2 separate regions of the Homo sapiens genome follow, and region 1 is linked to region 2. Evidence: read pairs that join two places in POLR2A ChIA-PET (ENCODE). Cell type or tissue: HepG2. All regions are shown on one strand. Each heading gives the region's core, and the rest is flanking DNA. Links, peaks and the distances in the headings are about the cores only.

The links. ChIA-PET counts read pairs that join two places held together with the same protein. Peaks named below come from ENCODE experiments on the same cell type or tissue, not always from the same donor. Only the 100,000 strongest peaks of a DNase experiment are listed, where the experiment ranks them.
Region 1: POLR2A ChIA-PET joins it to region 2 with 13 read pairs; 10 of 35 experiments call an interaction of 5 or more read pairs at or near these places.

The regions. Positions count from the first base shown.
Region 1 is chr2:42,209,335-42,225,887 of GRCh38, reverse strand. All of the region lies in intron 1 of EML4 (EMAP like 4), which reads right to left. Among named protein-coding and RNA genes, the nearest start is that of EML4-AS1, 47 kb to the right of the region's middle. In HepG2, for the core only: no CTCF peak of the experiment used is centred there; a DNase peak (open chromatin) is centred at 8,437.
Region 2 is chr2:42,125,395-42,141,947 of GRCh38, reverse strand. No RefSeq gene overlaps it. Among named protein-coding and RNA genes, the nearest start is that of EML4, 36 kb to the left of the region's middle. RefSeq lists a silencer at 445-739 and enhancers at 311-1,108, 7,296-8,267, 8,268-9,241, 14,088-14,297. In HepG2, for the core only: a CTCF peak has its summit at 6,505 (motif pointing right); DNase peaks (open chromatin) are centred at 4,237, 4,627, 5,947, 8,687 and 1 weaker place.

The DNA of each region.
Region 1 (16,553 bases), core at 5,257-13,256, 80 kb before region 2:
ATTCAACTTGCTTTCTTCTCACTTCAAAAAACAAGTTTTTAAATTTCTGAAAAATTGAGAAAATTAACATATGTAAGAAATATGTCAATATTGCCTATAAAGCAATAAAAAAACACATCAATCCAATAGAAAAATGCAAAAAAGACATGACTAGGCAAACTTCTATCTGCAGGGAGGGAAGAAGGGTGGATCAAGCTCACTAGTAATTAGGCACATGCCAATTAAAATCACAAAATACTATTTCACACATCCTTGGATAAAAAATGTAAATAAAGTCTGGCAACGTTAGTTGGATTTAGAGCATCAGAACTTTTATACATTCTGAAGGGAAGTATATATTGACAAACTCTTCTGGAGAATAATTCAGCAAGACTTACTAAATGTGAAAATATACTTGGCCTACAATCCAGCAATCCAGAAGTAGGCAAAAAAATTAAATAGGCATTTCTCTAAAGAAGATATACAAATTATCAATAAGCACATGAACATACGTGGAGAAATTAGAACTCTTGTGCATTGCTGGTAGGAATGTAAACCTGTTTAGCCACCATAGAAAACAGTGGGCATTTCCTCAAAAAATTAAACAGGATTACCATATGACAAAGCAACTCCACTTACAGATATAATCCAACAGAACCGAAAGTGTGGACTCAGATACTTTTATACACCAATGTTCATAGCAGTATTATTAACAACAGCCAAGGGGTGGAAAGCACCCATATGTCCATAAACACATGAATGGATAAACAAAATGTGGCATATACATAAAATGGAATATTATTCAGCCTTAAAAAGAAATGATACTCTGACACATGCTAAAACATGAGTGACCTTTGAAAACATTATGCTAAGTAAAATAAACCAGACACAAAAGGACAAATGTTGTATGTTTCCACTTATACCAGGTACCTAGAATAGGCAAATTCATTGAAACAGAAGAGAGAATAGAGGTTACCGGGGACTGAAAGGAGAGGTCAATGAGGAGTTACTAATATGATGAAAAAGTTCTGAAAACATACGGGTGATGGTTGCACAACACTGTGAATGTGCTTAATAACACTGAACTATAAAGTTAAAATTGATTAAAATGATAAATTTTATGTGTATTTTATAACAATAAAAAATCATAATGAGATGCCACTTCACACCATCAGGATGGCTATAATCAAAATGACAAAGTGTTGGTGAGGATAAGGGGAAATTGAAACCCTCATATACTGCTAGTGGGAATGTAAACAGTACAGCCACTTTGGAAAACAATCTGGCAGTTCTTCAAAAGGTTAAACAGAGGCACCATATAATCCAGCAACGCCACTCCTAAAGTATACACCTAAGAGAAATAAAGACAGATGACCACATAAAAACTTGCCCATGACTGTTTATAGCAGCATTGTTCATAAGAGCCAAAAAGTAGAAATAACCCAAATGTCCATCAAATGTTGAACAGTTATGTGCTCACACGGTTATACCCATGTGACAGAATATTACTCCAATAAAAAAGAACGAAACAGTGATACATGCTGCAACATGGATGAAATCTTGAAAACATACTTAGTGAAAGAAGCCAGTGACAAAAGACTACATACTGTATGATTCAATTTACATAATGTCCTGAACAGGCAAACCTGTAAGATAAAGTAGATTAGCAGCTGCCTAAAAACTATAGGGATTGGGAGAAACAGGAAGTGACTGCTAAAGGATACAGGATTTCTTCTTATTGTGGTAAAAATATTCTAAAATGGATTGTGCACAACTCTGTGAATATATTAAAAACCACTGAAGTACATGTTTTAAATGGGTGATTCATATGGCATGTGAATTATATCTCAAAACAGCTGTTACAAAAACAACAAAAAAACCCTCATTCAATAAGCAAGAAAAACTTTCATAATTTAAACGGTAAATTCCCTCAGAAGGTATAAATAGAATTTAAATTTTCCCAAGGGTAAAGGAAGGAGAACCCGTAGTGGTATTATTAGTATGTGAAAAGGCCAGAATAATCACCTACATGAGGGCACAAATGAAGGGGTAAAAAGAGTCTGGAGTGATAAGGGCAACTTCAACTTTTTCATAATATAGCCTAGAGCCAGCATTTCTTAAGAGACTATTATGCATATTTATTCAAATTGTCCAAAGATTAGTGAAAATGTAATGGTCTTTGTAAACAAAGATGTTTCTTACAGTATCTAGATGTGTTTTCATGGGGATGTTTTCAATATACATTAGAGATCTGGGCTAAGCAGAGCAAACTTTCTCACATTGTACTCTTGTCATGGGGAAAGACTAAAAAATGGTTACTTCCTTGTAAGCAAGGAGAAGAAAGATGACCTGCTACAGTAAAATTTGTAATTTCTAACTACTGACATTTAAGAGCTCTTAAAAAACAGAAAACAAACAAAACAGAGATAATCGTTAAACTTCAGCTACTTCAAAGCATGTCTTTACAGGTTCAAATGATTTAGCTTCATTACTTGACAGGGTCTTGCAAATAAAAATAATTTTTACTGATCTTATGAGCAAACAAAAAAATGATAGCAAATAATGGCTAGGAAGTTAGGACATTTGTAGTGGTGCATTTGTGAACTGCTACAAATCTCAGTTCTGAACAGTAATCTTTACGTAATCACTACAAAAATGAAAAATACACATGCTTTGACACAACAATGTATGTAGCAGGGAGAGAGGGAACTATAAACCTATCAGACCTATCAAAATGGGATCAAGTGAATGAAATATGTTATCTAAATATGGAATCTGTGCAGCTATTAAAAATACATTATATTGGCCAGGCACGGTGGCTCACGTCTGTAATCCCAGCACTTTGGGAGGCCGAAGGGGTGGAGGGCGGATCACGAGGTCAGGAGATCGAGACCATCCTGACTAATACAGTGACACCCCATCTCTACTAAAAAGACAAAAAAATTAACCGGGTGTGGTGGCAGATGCCTGCAGTCCCAGCTACTTGGGAGGCTGAGGCAGGAGAATGGCGTGAACCCGGGAGGCGGAGCTTGCAGTGAGCCGAGATTGCACCATTGCACTCCAGCCTAGGCGACAAAGCGAGACTCCATCTCAAAAACAAAACAAAACAAAACAAAACAAACAAAAGAACCGTTATATTTCTATATATCAATGTGGAGGGCTATGCATGATCAATGGATATATATTTTAAGTTAGTTTCCAGTAAGCAAAAGATAATGCATATTCACTGTTTACACAGTACAGTTTATGTCCTGTTTTTGAAAAAGCAAACAAGAAAGCAGGTGTACATGAAGAACAGGGGTTGGCAAACTTTTTCTGTTAAGGACCAGACAGTAAACATTTTAGGCTTTGTAGGACAAAAGGTCTTTGTCCCAATTACTGGACTCTGCTGTGGCAGCACAAAAGCAACTACAGATATTAACTATACAAATGTGTATGGCTATGTTCCAGTAAAGCTTTATTTATGGACACTGAAATTAGAATTCATATAACTTTAATGAGTCATGAAATATTCTTTTGATTTTTTCCAACCATTTAAAAATATAAAAACCATTTTTGGCTCACAGGATACAAAACAGTGAATTTTGCCATAAAGTGCTAAAGTTTGTCAACCCGATATGGAAAGACACAAATTAAACTGTTAACAGGGGTTATCTTGCAAAAAATTTGTTAAAATAAGCAAATATGCCATTTGATTTTAAAATATATAAAATAATTTTAAAAACTATCTCCTCTCAAATGAAAATGTAATTTTTATTAATAGGGCTGAGAAATTATCTTCTCCATAATCAGAAATCACTGGTGTGTTAATTAACATGACTCAACTTCTCCATGGCTACAGAGAGAGAAGACTAAGGAGAGAAGAAGACAACTTTAGGCCAGGTGCAGAGGCTCACACCTGTAATCCCAGCACGTTGGGACCAGGCAGGCAAATCGCTTGAGCCCAGGAGTTCGAGACCACCCTGGGCAACATGATGAAACACTGTCTCTACAAAAAATTTATTAGGCTTGGAGTGGTGGCTCATGCCTGTAATCCCAGCACTTTGGGAGGCTGAGGTGGGTGGATCACCTGAGGTCAGGAGTTCGAGACCAGCCTGGCCAACACGACGAAACCTTGTCTCTACCAAAAATACAAAAACTAGCTGGGTGTGGTAGTGGGCACCTATAATCCCAGCTACCGAGGAGGCTGAGGCAGGAGAATCCCTTGAACCCAGGAGGCGGAGGCTGTGATGAGCCGAGATCACGCCACTGCATTCCAGCTTGGGCAACAAGAGTGAAACTCCATCTAAAACAAAACAAAACAAAACAAAACCCAAAAAAACACCACAAAAATTAGTCAGGCATGGTTGGGTGTGCTTACAGTCCCAGCTACTCAGGAGGCTCAGGTGGGAGGATTGCTTGGGCCCGGGACATTGAGGCTGCAGTGAGCCATGATAGCACTACTGCGCTCTAGCCTGGGTGACAAAGCAAGGTCCTGTCTCAAAAAAAAAAAAAAAAAAAAAAAAGTAAACCATGTTGTAAACAATGTGCTGTCATCTAAGCTTTGTTGTTCCATTTCTAGAGCATACACATGCGCAGGGTAGAATAATCCCAAGGCCCTAGGATTTTCAGAATGGTCAATGAGCACTGGCTTCAACTTAAAGTCATCAGCTACAATACCCCCTCAACAGTCAGCTTGTCCTTTGAAGCCAGGCATTGGCTTCTCTTCTCTAGCTATGAAAGTACTGGGTAACATCTTTTTCTAATATAAGACAGTGTTGTCTACACTGATAATCTGTTGTTTAGTGCAGCCACCTTCATCAATGATCTTAGCTAAATCTTCTAGATAACCTGCTGCAGCTTCCACTTCAGAACCTGCTGCTTCACCTTGCACTTTTATGTATGGAGATGGCTTCTTTCCTTAAACCTCATGAACTAATCTCTGCTAGCTTCAAACTTCTGCAGCTTCCTCACGTCTCTCAGCTTTCATAGAAATGAAGAGAGTTAGAGCCTTGCTCTGGATTAGGCTTTGGCTTAAGGGAATGTTGTGTCTGGTCTGACTTTATATTCAGAACATGCAAACATTCTCCGTATCTGCAATAAGGCTGTTTAACTTTATCATTCATATGTTCACTGGAGTAGCACTCTTCAGAAACTTTTTCTCTGCATTCACAACTGGCTGTCTGGTATGAGAAGCCTAGCTTTCAGCCTATCTCAGCTTTTGACATGCCTTCTTCATCTAAGCTTCATCATTTCTAGCTTTTGATTTAAAGTGAGAAACGTGCACTCTTCCTTTCACTTGAACACTTAAGAACCATTGTAGGATTATTAACTGGCCTCATTTCAATATTGTTATCTCAGGGAATAGGGAGGCCTGAGGAGAGGGAGAGAGACAGAGGAACAGCCAGTGTGTGGAGCAGTCAGAACACACAACATTTATTAAGTAGGCTATCTTAAATGGGTGTCACTCATGGCACTCCAAAACAATTACAACAGTAACATCAAAGGTAATGGATCACAGGTCACCGTAAGAGATATAATAATAGTGAAAAAGTTTGAAATACTGTGAGAACTAGCAAAACGTGACACAGATGAAGTGGGTACACATGCTGTTGGAAAAACGGGGCCAATACACTTGCTCAATGCAGGGTTGCCAAAAACCTTCAATTTGTAAAAAAAAAAAAAAAAAAAAATACAGTATCTGCAAAGTGCAAGAGTATGAAGCACAATAAAACAAAGTATGCCTGAATTTGATATGGATAACTGGTATTTTTTCAATTATGTGTTATACACGTATTATAGATAAGTAAAACAATTTTTTGAGAATTTTGCTGTTTCCAATGATCTATGACATACACTATGAGTGAAAATAATGTGCAGCAACAAAATAAATCTTCAAGACATACTCCCCTACCCAAACTGCCACCCCTTAAGCCCTTCCTATACAGAAATTTTCAAAGCAGCTATTCCTGGCAAAAAAGAGTTTTCCTTTTTTTTTTTTTTTTAGATGGAGTCTCCTTCTGTCGCCCAGGCTGCACTGCAGTAGCACGATCTTGGCTCACTGCAACCCCCACCTCCCAGGTTCAAGTGATTCTCCTGCCTCAGCCTCCCAAGTAGCTGGGATTACAGACATGCGCCCCTTACGCCCGGCTAATAATTTTTTTTTGTATTTTTAGTAGAGATGGGGCTTCACCATGTTGGCCAGGCTGGTCTTGAAGTCCTGATGTCAAGTAATCTGCCCACCTCGGCCTCCCAAAATCCTGGGATTACAGGCGTGAGCCACTGCACCCAGCCAGAAAGGGGTTTTCAATGCATTGTCCTGCACCAAAACCAAAACAAAACCACATACATAAACTTTTTGATTTTTTAAAATTTTGTTAAATGCAAAATGTCATTTTCTAATCTATGAAAATCTAAAAGAAAAATTAAATGTAGAAACTAAAGCAAGCTTAAGATTTACAGAACTTCAGGTAGACCTTTTCAAAGACATCTACAGTCATCCCTCAGACATGCAGGAGGGTGGTTACAGGACTCCTACATATACCAAGTCCGGGCATACTCAAGTCCCATAGTCAGCCCTGCACAATCCACATATACAAAAACTGAGGCCTCTGTATACACAGGTTTGGCATCCCTGGAATACTGTATTTTTCAATCCACGTTTGGTTGAAAAAATCCACATATCAGTGGACCTGCCCAGTTCAAACTGGTGTTGTTCAAGGGTCAACTGTATTTCCTTATGAAGGGGGCTCTTCCTTATTTGATGCCGTTTCTGCTACAATTAATCAATTAAAGGTCTACAACTAAACTTTCTATGTTCACTGTGGGTTCTTCATGGCCAAGAGTCATTGGTGTGTAAATGATGTCACTGATGAAACAAGCAAATGTGTTTCAGTTAAATTTTGGAGTAAACGCATAACAAGCATTAGTTAACTGCATTATACCTTACATTAAAAGTTTTTACTAAGTCAAGTGCTGCAGTGCATGTTTGTATTCCTAGCTGCTTGCGAGGCTGAGATGGGAAGATTGCTTGAGCCCAGGAGTTCACGTCTAGGCTGGACAACACAGCAAGACCCCCTCTCTTTAAAATTAAAAAAAGAAATTTCACTGATTTTGAAAAGAAGCCACTACCATACTACTGGTTAAAATCCAAAATTCAAATATTCTTGTGGTCAAAGTAAAGCATCTTCAGTACTTAAAGGAGGACTCTTGTACTTTAGTATGGAATTGTATTGTGCTGTATGGATAGGAACCGAGTAGGAAAGGCTGACACTGAACTAACTATGATAGGGCAAATTTAATTCTCCTTTCCTCCACTACTGTATTCTCTTCAGACAGGCTCAGGAAGATCCATATACATGAGAGATCCAAGTAGTAATTCTCAAGTACAGAATATCTGGAATACTCTAGGGCAGCAGTCTACAACTTTTTGATACCAGGGACAGGTTTCGTGGAAGGCAATGTTTCCACAGACTAGGGGCAGCGGGGGAGGGCTGGGATCATTCAAACACATTACACTTATTATGCACTTTATATTATTATTACATTGTAATATATAATAAAATAATTATATGGCTCACTATAATGTAGAATCAGTGGGAGCCCTGAGCTTGTTTTCCTGCAACTAGATGGTCCCATCTGGAAGTGATGGAAAACAGTGACAGATCAGGCATTAGATTCTCATAAGGAGTGAGCAACCGAGATCCCTTGCATGCACAGTTCCCAACAGGGTTTGCATTCCTATGAAAATCTAATGCCACTGATCTGACAGAAGGCAAAGCGTAGGTGGTAATGAGAGTGATGAGGAGCGGCTGCAAATACAGATGAAGCTTTGCTCACTCACCCACTGCTCACCTCCTGCTGTGTGACCCAGTTCCTACCAGTCTGTGGCCCGGAGGGTTGGGGACCCCTGTTCTACAGCCCACTTCATTACAGACTACACAAACTTCTAGGATCACCCCATATCTGACTGAGACCCATAAATTAATCACAGGATCAATCCAGTACCCTACGGATGTTCCAAAAGTGAGATGATCAGCACCCAGATCAAATTCCCCATGTCTTCTACATATTTAGAAGTAAATCTACATATTTAAAAGGAGATCAAATTCAGACCATTTTTGCTAGTGAGTTTGGTTATAATATTGGTTGACAGATCTGATATTTGGACATATCCTCTAAAAACTACAGTTCAGCAATCAAGCAATGTAGTTCAAATTACCTAACTACTCATTAAGACAACGAATATGTGGACACACAAACATGACCAAATGTAGTCCAGAAGCATATTTTAAGAATCCTCAGAAAGCATCTTTTTCATGGGTACAGTATTCCACAAAGAAAACTCTACGTTTAAGTCTGCATTATGTAAATAACATAATTCAAACACAGCAAAGCCTAAAAGACAAATATTAGGTTTCAAGTATCTGAAGTTACTAAATGAAAAACAGTAACCATCTGTTTCCACAGAGGGCCAAACAAGAAATGTACTGAATCTATAACATGAAGAATGTGGGTTATATAAGAATTTTTTTTACAGTAAAGGTTAATTCTGAGAAGAACGAATCTTGACAATCAAGAATTGCTTTCTCTGAAAAAAAAACTTAGAGACTCAACTGCCTTGATGGGTTAAGTATAATCCTGTTCAGTACAGGAGGACTGTATCCCTAAGATTACAATTTGTTTGTCTAGAGTTCAAAAAGAAGTTCCACTACAAAAACAAATAAAATTCATAGTAAATATACATATGTCATAGCTCTTGAGCTTGACACCAAAGGTTTCTAATATGCTTAAATCTGCAGGTAAACTTTAAATAAAAAATTTACTCAGTCCAACTATGAGAATATTGACTGTCAGAATATTGGTTAAAAAAATGAAAATTTACTTAACAAAAATGTTTTATTACAGTTGAAAACTGTATATTTTTTTTCTAACTTCCTTGTCTGTTGCTTTTGCAGTTTCAAAATCAACCAGGAACCAAGTAGATCTTTATTCCTTCCAACTACTTTGTTTCTCTGCCATTTCATCACTTTCAACTCTTACTTAAGGGTGTGAGTCAGAGGGGTAGGATAAACTTTGGATATAACCAATTTTAGACAATAAGCAGTATTTAATTTGGTTCAATAGCTTTCCTCCATTGCAAAGAAAGCAACTCAATTGTTGTGGCATGGTTAAAAATAGCAGTCCAGCCATTCAGTGAAATAGCAAGCACTCATTGTTTGGCTATAATAATCTTTAAAATGTCACACATTCAAAACATGTTTTAATTACATACACTAGCAACAACTGTAGAGATATGAAATGGAAAAAGAACAGGTAACATATTAATGAGAGTAGCTGTACTCATACTAGGATTGTGGATGATTGTTTTTATAATTAAAAAAGAAATGGGCCGGGCCTGGTGGCTCACGCCAGTAATCCCAGCACTTTGGGAAGCCGAGATAGGTGGATCACGACGTCAGGAGTTCAAGACCAGCCTGGCCAAGATGCTGAAACCCCGTCTCTACTAAAAACACAAAAATTAGCCAGGTGTGGTGGCACACACCTGTAATCCCAGCTACTCAGGAGGCTGAGGCAGGAGAATCGCTTGAACCCGGGCAGCAGAGGTTGCAGTGAGCCAAGATCGCGCCACTGCACTCCAGCCTGGGTGACAGAGCAAGACACCATCTCAAAAAAAAAAAAAAAAAAAAAAAAAAAAAAGAAGTGGGCCGGGTGTGGTAGCTCATGCTTGTAATCCCAGCACTTTGGTTTGGGACGCCGAGGCAGGCAGATCACCTGAGGTCAGGAGTTTGAGACCAGCCTGACCAACATGGTGAAACCGTGTCTCTAATAAAAATACAAAAATTAGCTAGGCATGGTGTTGGGTGCCTGTAGTCTCAGCTACTTAAGAGGCTGAGACAGCAGAATTGCTTCAACCAGAAGGTGGAGGTTGCAGTGAGCTGAGATCGTGCCTCTGCACTCTACCCTGGGTGACAGAGCTAGACTCCGTTTCAAAAAAAAAGAAAAAAAAAAGATAAATGAGTTTCTCCTTTTCTTACAAAGATCTTAGTGACACTATCAGGAGTAAGAGTTGTGGAAAACTAAACCAAAGTTTGGCTGGGTATGCGATAAGGCAGATTTAAAAGTTCTAAGGAAATAAGTTCTCAAAGGGAGAAGGTATAGCAATAAAGATTCTTTATATTTTCTAACCGTCCTTTAAGGTTTGGATTGGAAGAAAAAAGTAATTTAACTCTGTATCTGAGTACCCGCAACTTACTTTTAAATTCACCAGAAAACAGGTTGATAACAGATAGATATATGGTAACCCAAGTATAGCAAAATGTTAATTACAGAATCTTAGTGGTAGATAATTAGGTATTCACTGCAAAATTTTTTTTTTTTGCTTCTTAAACATTTTTTATAATAAAACAGAAAAAAAATCTAGTCTGAGGCCAACACACTTCAAGAGAAAATGAAATAAATTTGCAGAGTACCCTGGAAGCTTTTATAGGTACATAAAATATTAAAGTAGTTGGATTTTATGAAAATCAGCTTGGATTATAAGATTTGAATACCATTCTGTTAAAAAGTGGTTTTATGGCTGGGCATGGTGGCACATGCCTATAATCCCAGCACTTTGGGAGGCTGAGGCAGGCTTGATCCCAGGAGTTCAAGACCAGCCTGAGCAATATGGCAAAACCTCATCTCAACAAAAAATATAAAAGTTAGCCAGGCGTGGTGGTGTGCATCGGTAGTCCCAGCTACTTAGGGGGCTGCAGTGTGAGGATCACTTGAGACTGAGAGGTTGAAGCTGCGGTGAGCCATAATCACGCCACTGCATTCCAACCTGGGTGACACAAAGAGACCCTGTCTCAAAAAAAAGTTTTACATCTACCATGCAGAGTTATAGATCTTGTAGTATAGCTAGCCTCCACAGATGAACCCCCAATGAAACACGCCTACCAGTAGTCATGCTCTTATGTAGTTCTCTCCTTTGAATCTAGGCTGGCCTTGTGACTTGCTTTTTTACCAACAAAAGTTGTGTAACTTCCAAGACTAGATATGAATAAGTCTTGCAGAATCTAAGACTGTTTTCCTGGAATACTTTCTCCAGGAGAACTGAGCTGCCCTTTAAGAAGTCCAACTACTCTGAGCCACCATACCAGAGGCCACAGATACATACTTGGTTTGACAGTCCCAGCTAAGCCTAGCCTTCCAGCCATCCCGGCTAACGCACCAGACATGCAAAAGGTACGACCCTCCAGCTGCATATCACCATGTATCCTTAGTGGAAAAGAAGAATTGCCTAGCCAAGCCCTGCCCAAATTCCTGACCCACAATAATGCTGGATATAACAACAAAATTGTTGTTTTAATCCACTAAGTATTAGGTGTTTGTTTTTTTAACCAGAATAGATCAATAAGGGTATATTAATCACTAAATATTTAGCCCAAATCCTTCATTTTTAGCAATACATTCATTTTCAATGAATTAAAAAATGGGAAAAAAAAATCCGCTGTAAACTCTAGGATAAGTAGGTGAGGAAAACAAAGTAAAGGAAAAAGCTACATAGTTGGGAATAACTGCCTAGCCTATTCAAATATACAAACGCCTTATAATAAAAACTCAGGTAAGCATCAAATAACAGTCCATTTTTTAAAACCATTAATTTTTTATACTTTGGATGATATTCATATGAGTAAATGTACTAGACATAAATTTTTTTCTATTTAAGTTCATACCGAATCCACTATCTGACATCTTGTCAGTGATCTGTGACTCCCGCCCAAGCTGTTGTCTTAAGAAAGAGTTAACAGAGAAATGACTGAATTTAAAACAGTAAAATGTTTTAAACTTCTACATTTTTGTTTTCATTGACATGTTAGGAAAAATTGGGGGATCACAAAACATATGTGTTACCCACCGTTTACCATAATATTTGATATACACAATAAGACAAAGTTCTCTGACTACACACATAATAGGTACTCAGTAACTGTTGATGGAATTAATTTTAAAATCCTATACATTCAGCTTACAAATTATAACTGCATAAAAGAAACTTAAATTGATGTATCTAAACAAGTCATCAATATCCTTAATTTTATATGTTTTAAGAAAACACAAAAGTACTTTCTAGCCAGTTGTAAAATATAAATGTAAACTATTCTTGTATCTTTCCTAGACCTAAAAATTTTAAATATTAAATTATTGCCATTATTTTTTCCATGCTTTTAAAACCATTAGAAAATTATTCTTGTTTTCTAGTCAAGGAAGCAAGGAAAGATTCATATCGCTGCTGCGAAAAAGAAAAAGGGAGACAACAGGCTAACAAAGTTGAGGCACACATCTGCAATCTGAATGCTTATGTAAATAGTACATAAAAGTATGCAATGGAAAGATTCAATCATTAAGTATTTTTAAACTACCAGAATTTCTTAACCCTAATGTAGTTCATTTTATTTTATTTTTTCTTCATGGTTAGTCCAACAGGAGACTGGGTAAATGGACTATGATATATTCATAAAACTCCACATAGCTATGGAAATGTAACTACACAAATTGTACAAACATAATACTGAGCAAAAGAAGCCAGACACAAGAAGCCATACTGTGTGATTCCAAAAACAGCCAAAACTAACCTATGGTGTTAGAAGTCAAGAGAGTGGTCATCCTTAGATGTGGGAGGGGGAGTAGTAGTGACCAGAAGGCATCACCAAGGAGCTTCTGGGATTCTGGTAATGTTTTGTGATCTGTGTTTTATGTTATCATGAGTGTACTTTTTCTGTACGTTAAGGTAGACTTCAATTAAAAGTTTACATTTTTAAGAAGTGGGGGCAAAGCTGTAAGATTCTAACATTTTTACAACTGAAGCAGAGTTATTCCAATATTTCATTATTGATACTATGTTACACTAATATGCTCATTTGTTTGCAGAACCATGGCACAAATGATATAATTTTGGAAAGTGACTTAGAGATCACATAAGCCAAATGAGAATGCAAAAACTGGCTTCCAAGATTACAGAACACAGGGCACAGCCAGGACTGGAATACAGGTTTTCAGACTCTTAGTCAAGTGCTTTATCACTACACAATACTGCCAATTCCTCTTTCTCTAGTAGTTACTTTTAAAATATCCACAGGTATACTTTTATATTCTCATGCCCTACCCAATAAATGGTACTGTGGTGCCCTGGGAGAAACACTGGAAAATGTGATAAAGATATAGAAATGCATGAAGGGGACTATCTGCCTTACTGTAGCAGTGAATAATGTGGACATACAGTAAGTGTATCTGTGGGTGTCATGCCATTTTATCTGTTAACTGGATAGAAAAGAGATCTAAATTAAAAGAAATTAAGAAAGAATTTTAGCAGGGACTAGCTGAGGAAGGGAAGGTTTTTTAAATGGTCTCAAACATTAACAAAATATTCTATTTCATGCAATGAAACATGTATTGCTAAAAAAAAAAATCTACTGCCGAGTTTGCTTTTAATGTATTTCCTGTCCTTTTCTTTAAAACGCTGAAGGAATTAAGTAAAAACTTTTAAATGGCTATTAAAATATGGAAGTATAATATTTAATTCATTAAAGGTGATATTAAATATACACTAGTTCAAATTTCAAATAGCATGCATTACTTTGAAAGTAAAATACAAATTAGAAATTTTTCATTAGGAAATTAAAAACCATCAACAAAAACATTTTTATCTTAACAGATGATCAGAAAGTCTCCAAAACAGCTGAGTACCACAAGGCTTAAAGAAAGCCATTACATATATTTACATACAATTTGAAAGTGGGGATCAGGCACGGTAGCTCACACCTGTAATCCCAACACTTTAGAGGGCTGAGGCAGGCAGATCACCTGAGGTCAGGAGCTCAAGACCAGCCTGGTCAACATGGCAAAACCCCATCTCTACTAAAAATATAAATAATTAGCTGGGCGTGGTGGCATGAACCTGTAGTCCTAGCTACTTGGGGGGCTGACGCACGAGAATCGTTTGAACCCAGGAGGCAGAGGTTGCAGTGAGCCAAAATTGCGCCACTGCACTCCAACCTGGGCGACAGAGTGAAACTGTCTCGAAAAATAAAAAAAGAAAGAAAGAAAAAGAAAGTGGGTTATTTTGTGTCTGGGAAGAAAATACTACGTTTGCTGCCAGGCTAAGTTTACATTACCCACCAAGACAAGGGGTAAATTTTACCCTACTTAAAACATTGGCAACACACGATGCAGTAACAGGAACAAAGTTACCCAACTTAAATGTCACTGTTTCAATAAGAAAGTATGAAACCTTCCGGGAAGGATAAAGTTTTCAACCTCTCTAACGACATTTTATCTGCAGGTTTAAAACATCCAAGTCCTTTCATAATTAGAAATGACCACTTTAGGCATATCACACTTGTTAACTACAGAGGGGACTAATCCACAGGTTCAGACAATTTCCGACTACTCCAGTTTATAGCAACACAAGATTCCACCCAAGCCAATTTCCTCATTCATTGTTCTGTAGATAATGTTCAATCAGTCTCTGATCAGAAATGACCTCGCCCCCCTACCCAATAACCTACCTTCAGGATCTACGATGGGTTTAACCTCTAAGAAGTTCTTCCTTTTATTCTATTCAACACAGAACCCTTCCTTTCCTAAACTCATATAAGCCTCACACCCCTACCATTTTGTACAACACACAGGAGTATGTGATTTTTTTTCAGCCATGCTTACAGACTTAACAAAGTCCAACTGTATGCCCCTTCATGATGGGAGACCATATTTCATACTTTTATATGTTCCACACTATCTACTGTGGTAGGTACACCAAGCACATTATAGGTATTTCAATCAATGTTAAAGCAAATACTAAAAAGAGTTATAGTTGCAAAGGAGACAGGATGCTCCAGTGAAGTGTGTAAGAGACAGAAGATTACATGGACCTTCTGATTACTTTGAGAAGAAAGTCTCAGTTCCTAATACCTCTCTAACATTTTGCTAATATTTAAACATAACCAATTTTTAAGGTAAACACAAGTATTTTCCATAAACTGATTTTCTATCTACTGAGTGGTATAAAATTAATCTTAAAATAAATCTCTAAAAACTAAATTATTCTATAGTGCCAGAAAGTAAGGAAGTTCTCAAAAGAGTTTTTATTTTTAAAAAGGTGGGAGTATGTCAAAGGAACATAGGAGCCAACCTATGGCCAAAGCTGGAACAATCTGAATAACAAAATAAATAAAATAGTATTGGATCTTAACCCAAAGTGCAAAATATCCATGAGTCCATACTGAAATAAATAAATGACTGAAAAAATTATCTAAGGGAACAGAAGAATTCTAAATAAATGTAAATATACTGTCTTCAAGAAGTGAAGCATAACTCCACACCCACTTCTTAAGTGTGGGCTGTGCATAGTGACTTCCTTCCAAAGAGTACAGTACAGAAAGGGGTTGGGAAAAGTAATTTTACAAAGGAGAAACCTAACAAACAGTACCTCAGTGAAGTGATCAAGTTCAACAACATCAATGATGTCATGTTGCTCACATATACTTCTTTTGATGTGATGAGGATGGCACTTTCCCTCTGTGGTCTTCCTCCCCAAAACATCAGACAAATTCCAAAAGAGGGACATTCTACAATATATCTGATACACCAAAGCTGCTACAATATACCAGTACTGCTCTTAAAACTGTCGAGGTATCAAAAACAAGAAAAACCTGAAAAAATGGTCATAGCCAAGAGCCTACGGAGATATGACAACTGGATGGGACCCTGGAAGAGAAAAGAGGCACTAGGTAAAAACTAAGTAAATCTTAATAAACTATGGATTTTAGTTAATACAATGTGTTATTGGGTTTTAAATTATAATGTACCATACTAATATAAGATATTAATAATAAGGGAATGGGGGGTGTGTGTGGAAACTCTGTATGATCTACTCGATTTTTCTGCAAATGTAAAACTGTTCTAAATGAAGTCTATTGGTTTTTTTGTTTGTTTGTTTGTTTGTTTTTTTGGTTTTGAGACTGAGTTTTGCCCTTGTTGCCCAGGCTGGAGTGCAATGGCATGATCTTGGCTCCCTGCAATCTCCGCCTCCTGGGTTCAAGCAATTCTCCTGCCTCAGCCTCCCAAGCAGCTGGGATTACAGGCACTCGTCGCTATGCCCAGCTAATTTTGTATTTTTAATAGAGACCGGGTTTCTCCGTGTTGGTCAGGCTGGTCTTGAACTCCTGACCTCAGGTGATCCACAGGCCTCAGCCTCCCAAAGTGCTGGGATTGCAGGCGTGAGCCACCGTGTCTGGCCAATCTTATCAGTTTTTTAAAAGTCATTTTAAATAAAATTATTAAGTAAAATAGTAATAGTTTTAAGAGACTGGGAAAATCATGAAGGCAGTACTCAGATAACTAAAGTTTGAAAAACATTTATGAGGAAATCCTTTTTAATCAAAGGTCCGATCAAAGTTTCACCACCTACTAGTTACATTATCATTTCCTCATCTATAAAATGGAAAGAAGAATATGCCTACAAGACTGCTGTGAGGATTAAATCAGATCATGAATATCTGTTTTAGAAACTGAAAAAGCCCTTCACAAATGATAACCGACATAAAAAGAAA
Region 2 (16,553 bases), core at 1,298-9,297:
TATGACATCGGGTTTTCGTACATTACAGGGTCCCCTGGGAAATGAGAAGCTGGAAGCCGAGAGAGGGGGAAATGGGCGGAGAAAGGGGAAGCAAGGGGAAGGGAGGAGTGCCGGAGATAACTCTGCTGACTTCACAATTTTCCACCGGGGCCTGCCCTGCCTACCTTTGTTGACATCAAAGCTCATTGAGAAGCCTCTGTGTGCTGGCTCAGTCAGCCCTGCCTGCTGCCAGTGGGAAAAGGAATTGGCAACTAGCCCTACAACAAAACTGAGAACATAATTCTTGAAATTAACTTTTCCTTAAAAATTTTTTTTTCCATCTTGGTATGGCAGCTCTGGGTCCCGTCCGCCACCACTTGCTGGGGTTCAAGCATCCACCAGGGAGGAAAGCAGCTTTTACACAGATATCTCCAGAAACTCGGGCAGCCTCCCAAGGTGTCTCACTGGTTCTGCAGCAGTGTTGGCTTTCTGTGGGCTGATGGGTGTGGCTTTTGCAATCATGTTGGGGCGCCTGGATTTGGGAAGCCTGGGCTCCTTTATGCAGAGCAATGCAGAGCATCAGATTTTGGCTGGCAGCTGAGCTCTCAAGTCGGCTGCCGTTTCGTCTCTCCTCCCTGCTCCCCTGCTGGGATTCGTTTGTTTCCATTCCCATCTCTCTTTTCTTTGGAGTCCTCTGGCCCCTCTCCAGGGAGAAAGCAGAGGAAATAAGATGACCATCCTGTCTGCTGTCACTTATGACCTTCAAATCTGCTTATCACTTGAATCCCAGGACAAAAAGAGTCACAGCACCCTTACTGAGCAAAAGCAACTTGCCATAGATTCTACATGTTAAAACCCAGTTGGACAGCACAGTTAAAATATATGCCTGTGTGGCTGGGCGTGGTGGCTCATGCCTGTAATCCCAGCACTTTGGGAGGCCAAGGCGAGCAGATCACAAGGTCAAGAGATTGAGACCATCCTGGCCAACATGGTAAAACACCGTCTCTACTAAAAATACAAAAATTAGCTGGGCGTGGTGGCGTGCTCCTGTAGTCCCAATTACTTGGGAGGCTGAGGCAGGAGAATTGCTTGAACCGGGGAGGTGGAGGTTGCAGTGAGCTGAGATCCCACCACTGCACTCCAGCCTGGTGACACAGTGAGACTCCATCTCAAAATAAATAAATAAGTACATAAAAAATTAAAAGAAAATATATGCCTGTGTGTTCTATCTCATAGCTCTCTGCTCCAACAGCCTCAGGCAGTATGAGGCATGCTACCCTTTACCATCTTCTCCTGTTCAATATGAATCTAAAGATAAGCCTGGGCTAGAAGTAGGTTCCCTGGCAATCCAGCTCCAGCAACAAAGAAAGCTGAGCATAAAAAGCAGTTTACAGTTTCTGCAACTGGTTATAGATTGTATTTATTTGTTTATTTAATTTAATTATTATTATTATTTTTTGAGATGGAGTCTCGCTCTGTTGCCCAGGCTGCAGTGCAGTGGCACAGTCTCGGCTCACTGCAACCTCTGCCTCTTGGGTTCAAGTGATTCTCATGTCTCAGCCTCCCAAGTAGCTGGGACTACAGAAACACACCAGCATGCCTGTTTTAGTAGAGACGTGGTTCCACCATGTTGGCAGGCTGGTCTTGAACTCCTGACCTCATGTGATCTGCCTGCCTCGGCCTCCCAAAGTGCTGGGATTAGAGGTGTGAGCCATTGTGCCAGGTCAGATTGTATTTACAAGTCACAGGATGTCAGCATCCTCCCATCTTTTTTTTTTTTTTGAGACAGGATCTCACTTTGTCACCTAGGCTGGAGTGCAGTGGTGTGATCTCGGCTCATGGCAGCCTCGACCTCCTGGGCTCAAGTGATCTGCCCACGTTGGCTTCCCAAAATGGTAGGATTACAGGCATGAGCCACTGCACTCGACCTATTTTCCCTTTTTTAAATTTACCACTGCTAGGCCGGGTGCGGTGGCTCATGCCTATACTCTTGTCCTTAAGGGAAGTAATAGGAATTGTCACATTTTAGATAAGAAATTGGTGAGCACAGTAATTCAAACCCTATATTTTGAAACCAGGGATTTTAAAATTGGGAAATGAGAACTTAAACAACGTAATTAAGAGGCCTGCCTGAGGTAAGGGTTCATTAGTTAATCCCATGAACAAGAATTAGCACCTGAGTCAGTTTGGAACTATGCATCCTCAAGGACCCAAATCCAGATGAGACAGGTGAGAGTGTTACTCAAAACTAAGCTTACTACAAGAGATGCAATTAGCCAGGTGTGGTGGTGGGTGCCTACAGTCCCACCTACTTGGGAGGCTGAGGCAGGAGAATGGCTTGAACCCGGGAGGTGGAGATTGCAGTGAGCTGAGATTGCACCACTGCACTCCAGCCTGGGAGACAGAGTGAGACTCTGTCTGAAAAACAAAAAAAAAAAAAAAAGAAAAAGAAAAAAAGAAAAAAAAAGAGATGCATTGAAGTTATTTTCTGCTTAAGAGAGCTGAAACCCTGCCCTTGGTTATCTAGACTCACATTGACTCCCCCAGACTGCCAATGCATTTGAAACTGATTCAAAATGCTTTTTGGAGATCCATCTCAATTCAGCTTGCAGGCATTCTTGGGGCCCCCTTCCAAGAAGAAATGGACCGGCATCCTGTCTGGGCTAGACCCAAGTTAGGCTCTGTCTGTCTGGGAGAATGTCATTTCTGCTTTTGAATGTCTGATGGCTAAAGCTCCAGGCTCTTGCTCCTCAATCAACACCACCACATATTCGCAGTGTTGGCTCGACTTGCAGACCTTAATCTTTAGCTCCCACATAGATGAGACAATTCTTTTTTTAAAGACATTAAGGATATATTAAGCTTCTCTTCCCTGAATTCTGTTTCTCAAACTTCCATCATCATCCCCTACTACTACTTACTGAGTACCTAGTATGACCTAGATACTGGGGCAAACAAGGGAGACTTGGTCCATGCCTTCATAGGCCTTTAAGTACCATAGGTAATAATTGTATCATTGTATAACCAAGTTAGAGATAAAAAAATAAAATGACAGACAGCTCACAGCCTTCTGTCTCATTAATATTGCATTCACCCCACCTAACAAAGTAGGAGATCTAATAGTCAAGTTCTTCAGTGTTCTCTTGGCTCACTTCCCAGCTGTGGTCAAATTCTCTGCATGCTCTTTCCTCCTTTTCTGGATTACTTGAGGAATTGCCAGGAGAGCAGAGGCATGAAGAATGCAGGCAGCGAAAGAGAAAAAGCATCTGCAAATGACTGACCGAAGCCAGTTGTAGTTAGACAGAATCAGGGTTCTCAGTTGCAAGCAACAGAAACCAACTCTGATTGATTTAAACAGAAAAATAATTTGTTGAAATGCTATTGGGCAACTCATAGAAAAACTGGGAAGGCTAGAGAAATAGGCTCAAAAAACACAGGAACCAGAAATTCAGGATCACAGCCAAGGCTATAGGTACAATCACAGCACAGGGCCTAAGATGATGATACCACTGTTGCCACTGCCCAGTGCTGGACCACAACTTACATTGTCACCCTCTTCAGCTGCAGACACTGGATACCACCATAAGCACCACTGCACTGGGAGCTTGTATATTTTTGCTGCCCTGCAGTTTCCTGTGAAAAGGGATCCGTATTTGTTGGTGCCAGTAATTTCTGATTCCTTCTGGAGCAGCTGCACCTGTTGGCCAAGTCTCGGTTATGTGTCCATATCCTACCTTTAAAAGAGACTAGAAAGGAGAGTATCTGGGCCAGGCGTGGTGGCTCATGCCTGTAATCCCAGCACTTTGGGAAGCCAAGGTGGGTGATCACCTACGGTCAGGAGTTCGAGACCAGCCTGACCAATATGGTGAAACCTTATCTCTACTAAAAATATAAAAATCAGTCGGATGTGATGGTGGGCACCTGTAGCCCTAGCTACTCAGGAGGCTGAGACAGGAGAATTGCTTGAACCCGGGAGGTGGAGGTTGCAGTGAGCTGAGATCACCCCACTGCACTCCAGCCTAGGTGACCAAGCAAGACTCCGTCTCAAATAAAATAAGATGAAATAAAATAAGAGAGTATCTGGTCCTTAGGGCTCTTTCTTAGGACACCAAGATTCATAAAAAGGTAAATGTCCTAAACATGTGAAGGGAGTTCAGATGCTGAGTAACCACAAATGACTCTACCTAAACCTCCTTCCTCTAATCCCATGTGATAGGGAGGGCCTGGGTCAACATTGCTGAAGAGCCAGAAAATCAGAAATGAGTCCAGTATCCACATTCCAGCACTAAGCCCAGTATCTACCAACCCGAGAAGCAACTGCCCTAGGCAAGCAAGGGCAGCACAATCAGGTTGACCTCTCCTCGGGGACGAAGGAAAGATGGCCCCCTCTCTCCCACAGGAGACTCCCTCAGCCCCAGTGAGGAGAGGAGAGGGAGCAGTGGGCAGGCTGTTTGATCCTCCCCACCTGCACCTGGATCAGCCCTGCCTGCTCCAGTCATCCTTTTCACACCAGCAGGAAGGAAATTGAAGCTACTGCCATTGAAAACACAAAAGACAAAAGCCCGTGCCAGAGGTTTGTACCTTTGGCCTTGACCTCTCATCCCAGGCCTGCTGCTTAGATTTTTGATAATCTACAGACTCACCATGATTTTGCCACAGCTAGCCACCAAGCCCTAGGGGTGTTACCTGAGATGGGGATGGGTGGGCACGGAGAGGGACATGTGTGTTAATCAACAACCCACAGCCCCTGGGCCTCAAATAAAACAAACAAAAAAATGGAAACTCTGTTTTGAGTCATCTAATTATTTGTTCCCTGCCTTTGGAGGAGAGGCAAACTAACCCAAAGTGTAGCCCTCATTAGAAGGTGATCCATACCATCAGGGAGTCTCTCAAGTCATTCTCACGATCCTATCCTGGGGTGGGCCCTTGGTGACATCCTGTTTTCCTCTATTCCTTTACTGGGGATGTGGCTGGGAAGCGCCTTCTTGGCAGGGTGCATAATTCCCACTGTCTGATTCTAGCTTGGGGAGAGGAGGGTGGGGTGACAAGTAGAGTGTGTCTGTTCCCATTCTTTCCTCTACCCCTAACCACAAACTTAGCTTCCACCCCCACTCTTTCCTTAAGGCTGTCAGAAGCTCCTGAGGGAGCCACATATGAAGGCTTCATAACAGCTCTGGGCTGTTGAAAACTCCTGAGTACACGTTTATTAATAAAAATCACTAGAAACCAATATATTTAGAATACATTAGCTTAATTCCTTATAAAAATTTTTGCACTGAGCCAAGGTTCAATACTGGAGTTCTGACTTCTTTTTTTTTTTTTTTTTTGGGACAGGGTCTCTCGCTCTGTCACCTAGGCTGGAGTGCAGTGGTGCCATCTCGGCTCACTGTAACCTCCACCTCTGCCTCCTGGGCACAAGTGATCCTCCTACCTAAGCCTCCCGAGTAGCTGGGATGACAATGATGCCTGACTAATTTTTTTTTTGTATTTTTAGTAGAGACAGGGTTTCACCATGTTGCCCAGGCCGGTCTCGGACTCCTGAGCTCAAGCCATTTGCCTGCCTCGGCCTCCCAAAGTGCTGGGATTACAGGTGTGAGCCACTGCTTCCCACCAGTTCTGACTTTCTTAGAGGGTAATCACAGAAAAACAAACAAACAAACAAACAAACAAACCCTTTTTGTATATTCTGAAAACTCAATTGGAGTCATTGCTCATTCTGTTTCTCAGAATCCTGTCTTTTAGGATCTATGTAATAAATTTCACTTACAATTTAGCATGAGGGAAAAGATTACATTTCCTCATGAGCTGATATTGCTTCCTTTTTTCAGACAGTAAGAGTGATGTAACCAATTGTGTTTCACTTTTTGATTGAGCTGTCAGGAAGCCCAGACTTCAATTTAGTATCCATTTACAGAATTATCTTATCTCTGGTTCCTGATCTTCTCCTTCCTCTGTATGGCTTCCCATCTCCCCTTTCATCTGTATGTCAACTGTCTCCCCTATTTGCACAGGTCAGCTACACCCAAGGCCACCCAGAAGTTGATCTCACTTTCCTGAGTACCCAGGCTAGTTGGAGAGAAAAACTCACAGGCTAGCACACAGGGAACTATTAGCAGAATATGTTCAAATGTTAAATTAGAAGAAAAAGAGTTTTAGGGATTGAGCAGACAGATTAGTGAAAATTGGAGCAGTCAAAAGAAAGCTTCCTGAAGGAGGTGGTACTCAGAGCAGACAGATTAGTGAAAATTGGAGCAGTCAAAAGAAAGCTTCCTGAAGGAGGTGGTACTCAGAGTAAGCTTCGAAGGCTTGCAGTTCGTTTCAGGGGTTCATTTCAGTGGACCAGCTATATGCCTTGGTTTGGACCATAGGAGGCTTTGGGGCAAATACCTGGGACGTTGGTTGTCTCTTCCCTTGAGGGCAGGTTCTGAAGCTCTCTGACTAGCTGGTGCACTGCTTTCTGGGAATCAACTATGTGAGGCTGATAGAGTCAGTCCTCAGTAAAATGGTACAGCAGGTGGCACTGGTCTAGGTGCTATTGGTGTTTACGATGGGACAATTCTTCATTAGAACAAAACTTCATTGGAACTATACCTAATGTACTATATTTAGCATCTTGATCCACATCTGCCAAATGCCACTAGCAACCCCTAATTTTTGGGACAACCCCAAATGCCTGTATGCTTTCCCTGCAGCCCCTGGGGGACAGTTCCACACAGATGAGACCCACCACTCCCTCAAATGCCTGAGGTTCTCCTCTCTAGCCTGCCACCCAAACTAGGATTTCCAGATTTAGCAAAAACACAAAACAAAACAAAACAAAACACAGATCATCCCGTCAAATTTGAATTTCAGACAATGAATTTTTTATTATAAATATATCCCAAATATTGCATTAGTTTTCTATAGCTGAAATTAAAATATAACTAGGGGTCTTTATTTTATTCATTGCCCTACCCACAACCCTTCATCACCACAGACAAACCTGCTTTCCAGAAATTTCCATTCAGTTGATCATGCTCTGTGTACTGAATCATTCCCTACTTGTCTGTTAAGACTCATCTATTTTGTATTTCAGTCACGCATATTCACTGTCTGTGCTAAGTCTCAGTTGGATGGTAAATACTTTTTTTTTTTTTTTTTTTGAGACGGAGTGTCCCTCTGTGGCCCAGGCTGGAGTGCAGTGGTGTGATCTCGGCTCACTGCAACCTCCGCCTCCCAGAGTCAAGCGATCCTATCCTCCCACCTCAGCCTCCCGAGTAGCTGAGACCACAGGCACACGTCACCATGCTTGGGCTAATTTTTTATTTTATTTTTTGTAGAGACAAGGGTCTCACTATGTTGCCCAGGCTGGTCTTGAATTCCTAGGCTCAAGCGGTCCTCCTGCCTTGGCCTCCCAAAGTTCTGGGATTATAGGCATGAGCCACTGCACCTAGCCGGTAAATACTTTTAATCGGAATAAGAAATTCTTCTTAATATGTAGGCTAGTTATCCCATCCAGATAATATTTTGCCTTAAGTGGTTAAAGTACACATCACTTCTTAGACCCTTCTGAATGGTGGTGGGAGGACAGATAAGAACCATTGTTAGGGCTTTTGGCTGATGGCCTACAACCCCAAGATCCCAATGACTTCTAACTTTGGCTGCACAATGGGAGCTTTTCTTTTTTCTTTTCGTTTCTTTTCTTTTTTTTTTTCGGAGACGGAGTCTCGCTCTGTCGCCTAGGCTGGAGTGCAATGGCGCAATCTCAGCTCACTGCAACTTCTGCCTCCCAGGTTCAAGCGATTCTCCTGGCTCAGCCTCCCAAGTAGCTGGGACTACAGGCGCGTGCTGCCATGCCCGGCTATTTTTTTGCATTTTAGTAGAGATGGGGTTTCACGGTGTTGCCCAGGCTGGTCACGAACTCCTGAGATCAGGCAATCCGCCCGCCACAGCCTCCCAAAGTGCTAGGATTACAGGCATGAGCCACCGCGCCTGGCCACAATAGGAGCTTTAAGCAGTACTAATGCCTGGTCCTACCCTCAGGACTCTGAATTAATCTGGGGCAGAGCCTGGGACTGGGGAATTTTTTTTAACCACAGCCCCTTCCCAGGGTGGTGCTAACATGCAGCCAAGATTAGAATCACTGCTATCCTTCCTGAGAAAAGAGAGAGAAAGGAGAGACGTGGAAGAGAGGGAATGAGAAAGCAGGAGACCAGATTTCAGGTGCTCTGCTTGGCAGTGGTAATCGAGGGGATTTGGAAGAATCAAGAGGCAAACGCATTCCAACCAAGCAGGGAAGGAGCGGTTCAAAAAAGTAATATACTCCGAATGTGTTCCATTTCAAGCAAAACAGATGTAAAAGAGTACTTCTGAAGAACCCAGAGAGTGCTTCATTTTGTGCCAGATGGCGTCCTTAGAGATGCCCCAGTTTCCCAAAAAGAGTCCCCCAGGGAGAGTCCCATTTTTCTTGATTACCCCGTGATTCTAACCAATACCAGCAGCACGTTCAGAGCCCAGGCTGCTCACACGCATGGCCTTGCTGGTGTTGGCTGAGGAGCAAGCTTCTGATGTCACCATGGGCACCTCAGCAAAAGAGGCTGCCCTCTCGCTCCGTGTAGCCTGTGAGCCCGGGATGTCCCAGTGCCATTAGCACATGCCTCCCTCCCCACTGACAAGTAGGTCAGCACAGACGCAGCTCCAGCCGCCACTGAGAGCTGCTTGCTGCTGGCAGGAAGCTGCTTCTGCAGAATTAAAAACCATCAGAGTTGATCAAAGGAAGTGCAAGGTAGGCTGGCGGGCGGGCCAGATCCTAATCTCTGCTCGCTGGCCTCACACATCACTGCACATGAGTCACCCCGCTGAGCTCAGCGGACATGCTGTTTGGATTAGGCTTTTACAGGCGAGCTTTGCCAAACTTGCCTTTGCTGTCTTGCTGCACAGAGCAGCTGAGAGGCAAGGCGGGAACGTGGGGATGTGGGTTAGATGTGGCTGTCCAGGTGTCAAAAGGAGGTGGTCAGCTCCCCAGGCATGCGTGATTGTGTCTTCAGGGGGTGGCTGTTAGTCCTAGTGCCCCCAGCCCATCTTCCGTGCTTAGCTCAATGAACCCTATTAGGAATAACAGAGCCCGCAGCAGGCCCACACCTCCTTCCTCTCTTGCCAGCTCTCCAATTAAGATGTACTATTACAGGACATGCATCTTGCCTTCACTCAACCATTTGCCTCTCAACCAGAAGGAATTCCTTTTCTCAAAAGCAAGCAACACTTCACCACTCAGGCATCTTGCCTCAAAAAAAGTGGAGTCCAGTGAAAAAGGGATGGAAGTCAGAAAAATAAAAATTCCTAAATGAAGAGCCAACCCATAAAAGCAGGGCTTCCCCTAGTGCCTAGTTGGCGTGACATCACCATGAATTACTCAATGAAAATGGTGTCAGAGTGGCAGCTAGATTATTTGGGGAAAGTTTCCTCAAGAAACAGAACTCCACAGGAAATAAGAAGGGGTAGGAAACTCCAGCCCTGCACTTAGGTCTTTTGGTGCTTCCTCTAGAGGGGCTGATTTTCCTGAGCAGACGGCAAGGTGAGATTCTCTTCCAAGCAGGGTCTTGGTGCTCAGGAGCCGGAGTAGATAGAACTCAGTGGTTTGTTTTGCTTCCTTCTCTGGAAGCAATGGTAGGAACAGGATCAAAATCCTCTGTTTCAGATACTGCCAAGTTTTGCTTCTGTGCGTGGTAACTTGGGAAGAAGCAGCCCCCACTATTTTGTAAGCCAAAGATTCTTGGCTTGTAGCCTCTCCCGGGATTCTCTTTAGAGTATTTTAGACTTTCATGTAGTAAAGGCATCTAAATGGAGGTGGCAGTCCTTGACGCTTTGCAAATAAATGTTGCCACCAGTCCCTACACCAGTTTCGACCATAAATCCCAAATTTCTGCATTTACCATTGCTCAATTCGATGTGATTTTTAAAGTTTGTTGTTGTCGTTCATGGCTTTTCAGGTTTCTACTTATCTATCCATAATTCTCACAGTGGTCAAATTTTGGTCATGAACCTGTCTTTTTTTCCTCCATTCCTCCTTCAGCATTTTCACTTTAAAATGGAAACAGAGATGGAAGGTGCCACCCTGGATAGGCTTCTAACTGGAAAAGCATTCTACAGCAGAATGGCAGGGTGGTTAGGGTCTGGCTGTCAGGCAAACCTGTGTTTGAGTCCTGGCTCTGCCACTAAATAGTAGTGTCATCTTGGAGTAATTTTCTTAGCTCTTCACAGCTCAATCTTTTCATATGTAAAATGTGAATAATAATAGTCCTAAATTCATTGGTGAGGATTAAATGAGCTAATACAAGTAAAATATTCAGCACATGTCCCTAGTACTTAGGCAGCATATAAGAAATGTATTATTCTTTATATCACAATAATTACTCTACCACAAGCGTTATTATTTTTGGCAAATTTAATCAGAGTCTACAGCAACAATTCTTCCTTCTGAAATTCCTCTGTGCCCGAGTTAAAGTTTGTTTTAATCGAAAGTATTCACTTGAAGTGCCTGTGCTTAATTGGAATTGTCCTCATTTTTTGTTAGGAAAAGACCATGAGAGAGGAGGAGGAGAGGATCGTTTATAAATGATTAAAAGGAGGTACCTATACTTGGGGATTCCTGTCTGTAACTAAAAGAAGAAAAATCCCATGACACTAGAGGGCTTGCTATAGATGGGGAAAAGGGAGTTTCTCATTCACTTCTAGCAGGGACTGTTAGTAGAGAGGAAGCCCTGGGTAGGAATTTGCTGTGGCTCAGTGTATCGAAAAAGCACATCCACTCAGCTTCTATCAGTTCTCTGGATAGCCAGGGTGATGCTCACAAGTGGAGGCCTTCTGTTTAGAAAGGCACAGTGATGGTCTGGGCCCAGTGGCTCACGCCTGTAATCCCAGCACTTTGGAAGGCGAGGCGGGCAGATCACCTGAGGTCGGGAGTTTGAGACCAGCCTGACCAACATGGAGAAACCCCGTCTCTATTAAAAATACAAAATTAGCCAGGCGTGGTGGTGCATGCCTATAATCCCAGCTACTCGGGAGGCTGAGGCAGGAGAACCTGGGAGGCAGAGGTTGCGGTGAGCCGAGATGGTGCCATTGCACTCCAGCCTGGGCAACAAGAGTGAAACTCCGTCTCAAAAAAAAAAAAAAAAAAAGGCACAGTGATGGGCAGCATTTCCAGTGCCAGGTAGGCCCAGGGCATAGTCTATAAGTGGTGGTGGGGGGCCAAAAAAAGGGGACTGGAGCCACTCTGAATAACAAAAGCAAAGTCATATTTTAATTTAGTTGGATGGAATATGTTGCCTTTAGAAAGACCTCCTCACTAATACAGAATTAGGTTGAGAATGATTGTCTTTGGGGTGTGTGCATGTGTGTGTGTGAGAGAGAGAGACAGAACGAGAGAGAGAGAGAGATCTAAGAGTTACTCATAGGAGATCAGAAAACCATAGGAAGAGTGAGGAGGAATATGTTGACCTCAAGCTGGCGGAAGAACCCTGAAAAGAATAAGAAAAGGAGAAATGAAGCCTACTATGGATTATTTTGGGAATCATCTAACTATGTGGCATGATTCCTATCTGAGTAACTCAGACTGTGAAAAATGTATTGCTGTGGATTATCCATATATTACAGATTAGCCTATTTGGGGAAGAGGGGTAGACATTGTGAACCCTTTTGAGTGGGAATATCATAAAAGAGGGTTCCATTAAAATGTAAGCACTGTGAGGGCTTGAATTTTTGTCATTTGTGTTTACTGCTCTATTCTAGCACCTAGAACAATGTGTCATTCCTGTGTCACCTCTTGTATCAGTTCCCTACTGCTGGTGTAACAAATTACCACAAATTTAGTGACTTAAAACCACACATTCATTATTGTCCTGATCTGGAGGTAGAAGACCTAAAATCCAGGTGTTGGCAGGGCTGCGTTCATTCCCGAGGCTTTGGGGGAGAAGGAGTTTTCTAGCCCTTTTCTGAAGGTTGCCTGCGTTCCTCGGTTCCCGCCTCACATCACTCTGACCTATGCTTCCATCCTCTCATTTTCTCTGATTCTGACTCTCCTGCCTCCTTCTGTCCCTCATGAGGATCCTTGTGATTACATCATGCTTACCTGGATAAGCCAGGATCATCTCTCCATCTCAAGGTCTTTAACTTAATCACACCTGCAAAGTCCATGTAAGGTAAGATATTCACAGGTTCCAGAATGTGGACATTTTTGGGGATCATTATTCTGCCTACTACACCCCTGAGGCCACCATCAGTGTCATGTCAAGGGAAGAGGGCAGCCCTGAGTCCTGGGGCAGGACCCACAGTGCTGTGAGCGGAGGTCCCAGCTGAGTGTGGAGTTTAGGGACAGGTAAGAGCAGAGGGACAGGCTGCTGTGTGGACTGGCTTTGGGAATAAGAAACTTACTCCCTGTGTGCAGATATACTGGAGGAAGGTGCTTTTCAGTGACAGAGGCAGAAGGATAGATTCTGCTGTTATGACTACAAGGGCTGTCCAAGCAGCAGACACTCAGATTACAGCTCTTTTCCGGTTTGGGTGTTAAGAATTTGAGACAATTTGAAAAGTGTAGTGCCTGCTTTATGGCAGATGTGCAACTCACTAAGAGCCATCTATTATTAATACCAGAGGGTGAGGGGCCAGGGAGGTTCCAGGGCCCCAGCTGTCTGGGGAGGCAGGTCACATGGCTCTATATCCCCAACCCTGGGGAAACAGGAAGAAGAACTGTCAAAAGGGAATAAGGTATGGGGCAGGTGTGCAGAGGTAGAGTTTCAAATGCTCTTTATCTTAACTTCTTCCCACGCAAGCTAGGAGGAAGCATCTGGCCGGTTCTTTAATGAAACTTGGAACTCACTGCTGCAGTCAAGAAGGAAATATTCCTGCGGTTTTTCTGTGAGGGAAGAAAGTAATAAATCTTTCTGTTGTTGAAGCAACACCTTTCAGTGGTGTAGCTCTGAGAGGGATATATTATTCTTAAAGTGTATGTGCTTGAGAGTTTGTTACCATCAGGCCATCGGGAAGCTTCACAAAGGTCCTGAAGGTCAGGAACAAAGCATAGGAACAGAATGCGTGGTTAGGAGCTGGTAGTCACAAACTCTGGAGCAGTCACAGATGATGCAGATTTAAGAAATCTACATTCCTTTTAGAACAGTTAGATTTTTGGGGTGAGTGCTGGCTCTGGAAAGCCCGTTTGTATCTCCCTGTGGATTTCCTGAGGAGCCCCTCCTCCAAAATGGGGCATTCCATAATTAGCGCCTGCTTAGATCAGTCATGTGTGGTAGAAGAAGAGGACAAGATCTCGTTTTTAAGGAGATCACTTATTCTGCAAAAATGTGTTGAATCCTTGCCATATGCCTGGCACTGTTCTAGGTGCAGGGGATACGGTAGCGACCAAAACACAAAACAAATAATAAATCTGTTTTATCTGGTTGTGATAAGGAGGATAGAGGCAAATAAGGCAGAATAAAGGGCTCAAGAGTAGCAGTGGGTGTGCTGTCTGACATAGTGTGGCCAGGGATGGCCCCCTTAAGAATGGGATACTTGTGCAGAGACCTGAAAGAAGCAGAAAAGGCTGAGGGGCAAGTCAAACAGACATCTACAGAGTGCTCCAGGCAGAGGGAACATCCACCAAAGCATATGCAACAGCTCAGTTTTAGTGAGTGCTCTGTGCAGTGCTGGCCCAGATCTCAACATCCGTTCCTCTTGTTAGGCATAGCCCTCACCCACACTGCAGCTCCTGGCAACTCCTTGGTGTAATACATCCCAGTCCCTGGCATAATCTTGCATAAAGTGATGAGAACCTGGAGGAGGGCAACAGCAAGAAGGCATAAGAGTTTTTGAAGGGAAAATCAACAGCATGTTGTGACTATATATGGGGGCTGACTTGGGTTTTGCATCTAGGAGCCTGGGGTTAGAATGTCCAGCCATAAGGTAGCAGCCCAAAGCCTGTGTGGCATCTTTGTGACTCAGGATGGATTTATCAGTCTGTCCTTGAGGCAAAGGCTCACTCCAAATTCCATGTTTGTGTAGTCCCCACCTTTATTCGGTAAGTCGACCCAATGTAGCTGCTGTGCCTAAATCTCCTGAGCTTTCATGTATAAAGGACAGAGAAGACAAAGTTAGAGTGCACAGCAAACAGAAATGTTTATACTGAGATTGCTTTTGTGTGAAGCAGCATTTTCCCTCTGCTCCATTCACAGACAAGCCTGATTAGTGGAAATGTACATTGGATTTTTCAAAAACTTTTTTGCTGAATGGTTTCTACTTTCAAGGTACTATCTTCCCGAGAAGTGTGTTTCTATCTTGACAATATAACTTCAAATGATAGGTGTAAAGTGGTTTTTTTGAAAAAAAAAGGTGGTTTGCAAATGAGGAAGTAATGCTCTTTTAATACCTTGACTACTCAGGGGGGATGGAGCAAAGTCAGGCTCTGACATGCCTCTTGTTTCAAGTTCTGAAGGCTCTTGGACTGCAGCCTTTCCACAGCTTACCTCGAGTTGGCTAAGCACCTTTCCTCATGAGTAAAATGCAAATAGCAAGGTTGTTAGGGCCCGGGCATTTCTTTCTTTCTCCTGGGGAGTTTGTGAATTTCTAGGGTGTTTCTTTGCTGAGCTGAGATTTTATGAAATAAACAGTGTAAAGAGTCTTACTGTAATGGCTCCCACTAATACTAAATGCTAAATAGATACCAATAGATACCAAATAAATAAATACTAGTGTCTACAGAGCTTATGTTAAAAACGAAAGTCCTGGCTGGGTTCGGTGGTTCATGCCTGTAATCCCAGCGCTTTGGGAGGCCGAGGTGGGCAGATCGCCTGAGGTCAGGAGTTTGAGACCAGCCTGGCCAACATAGTGAAACCCCATCTCTTCTAAAAATACAGAAAATTAGCCGGGCATGGTGGCAGGTGCCTGTAATCCCAGCTACTCAGGAGGCAGAGGCAGGAGGATCGCTTTAACCCCGGCGGCAGAGTTTGCAGTGAGCCAAGATTGCGCCATTGCACTCCAGCCTGGGCAACAAGAATGAAACTCCATCTCAAAAAAAAAAAAAAAAAAAGGAAAGTCCTTATTAGTTAGAGATGCATGCTGAAGTATGTATTAGTGAAGTGATGCTGTGTCTGGGATTTGCTTTTTAAAATTCCAGCAAAAAAAAAAAAAAAAAAAAAAAAGAATAGTTGTGGGGGTGAGGGGCAATAGATGAAACAAGATTGGTGTATGTTGAGATTATCCAAGCTGGATGGTGGGTACATGGGGGTTCATTTTTACGTTTCTCTCATTTTGTGTGTGTTTGAAAATTTTCATGACAAAAACTTAAAAGAGAGAGAGAGAGAAAAAAAATGTCAATGTCTGATGCACTCTTTTCCCTCTTGACTCTGTTGTTACATAATAAACAGGGATCCTAATGTGGGGAATTTGATTATGGGAGTTTTTGCAGTATGACTTCAACGAAGAGAAAAGTTTGATGGATTATTTCTGGAGAGCGGAGTAGTCAAGGTTTCCAAGAAAAGTGATGTTGAAATGAATAATGAAGATTCCCTGCTCAGTGATGCAGCCCTTTCAGGCTCTTGACAAATGTTCTGGGAAATTGTGGAAGTGATCATTGTCACCTATGCAGCTCAGCACTGATTTGTGCAACATAGGAAAGACCCGCATACCCCAGCAGTTTCACTCAGTCCCTCGAGGACTTCAGTGAAATCTACTTGTACCTGGTGCCCAGTGTGGCAATTGCAGGTCAGTCCTGCATCCTGGCCATCTGGACGTGGTATTCTTAAAAGCCTCAGTGTTTTCCAGCCGGGACACCATTGAGGGAGGTGTATGCAGTGCAATCAGGCAGCTTGCAGCCAGTCTTTGGCAGTCTCACTAAGCCCAATCAGAAGGGCTGGAATGCAACACGGGAAGTTCTTCTTAGCCCCAGTCGCTAGGTCTGTAGGGTGGGGTGGAAATTGGCTTCTGGGTGACCACACCCAGCTCCCTATCCACTCTGCCCAGAGACTTTACATCCTCAACAGCTGCTGTCTGTGTTTGGCTTTCAACTCCTCTGCCTTGACCCAGCTCCCAGAGACCAGTTTACAGGAGACAACTGTGACACTAGCGTTCCGATCATATCTGACCTCAGCCCCCTCCTCATGGCCCCTCCTGCCACACACATTGTATGCCTTCATTTCCTTTCTAAGACAAGATTTATCTCAGAAAGTGGATCTTTGGTTAGCTCATGGCTTTGCTCTTGAGTTTCTTGAAACTTATTCCAAAAGCTCGTCACTTAAAATACAGGAAAAAATTGGCTAATTTTCTTTTAATGGGCTTCAGTAGAATAAAGAATAAGACGATGTAGATATATTTATTGTGAATTGCTTGGACTGCTCTGGAGTATGAGAATGGACAGTTAGTGATGCTTTATGAAGTTTCTTGGCCCTTCTGTATCATCATTAGTTTTATTTTTATTTATTTATTCATATTTATTTATTTATTTTTGAGACAGAGTCTCGCTCTGTCACCCAAACTGGAGTGCAGTGGCGCAATATCAGCTCACTGCAAACTCCGCCTCCTGGATTGAAGTGATTCTTCTGCCTCAGCCTCCC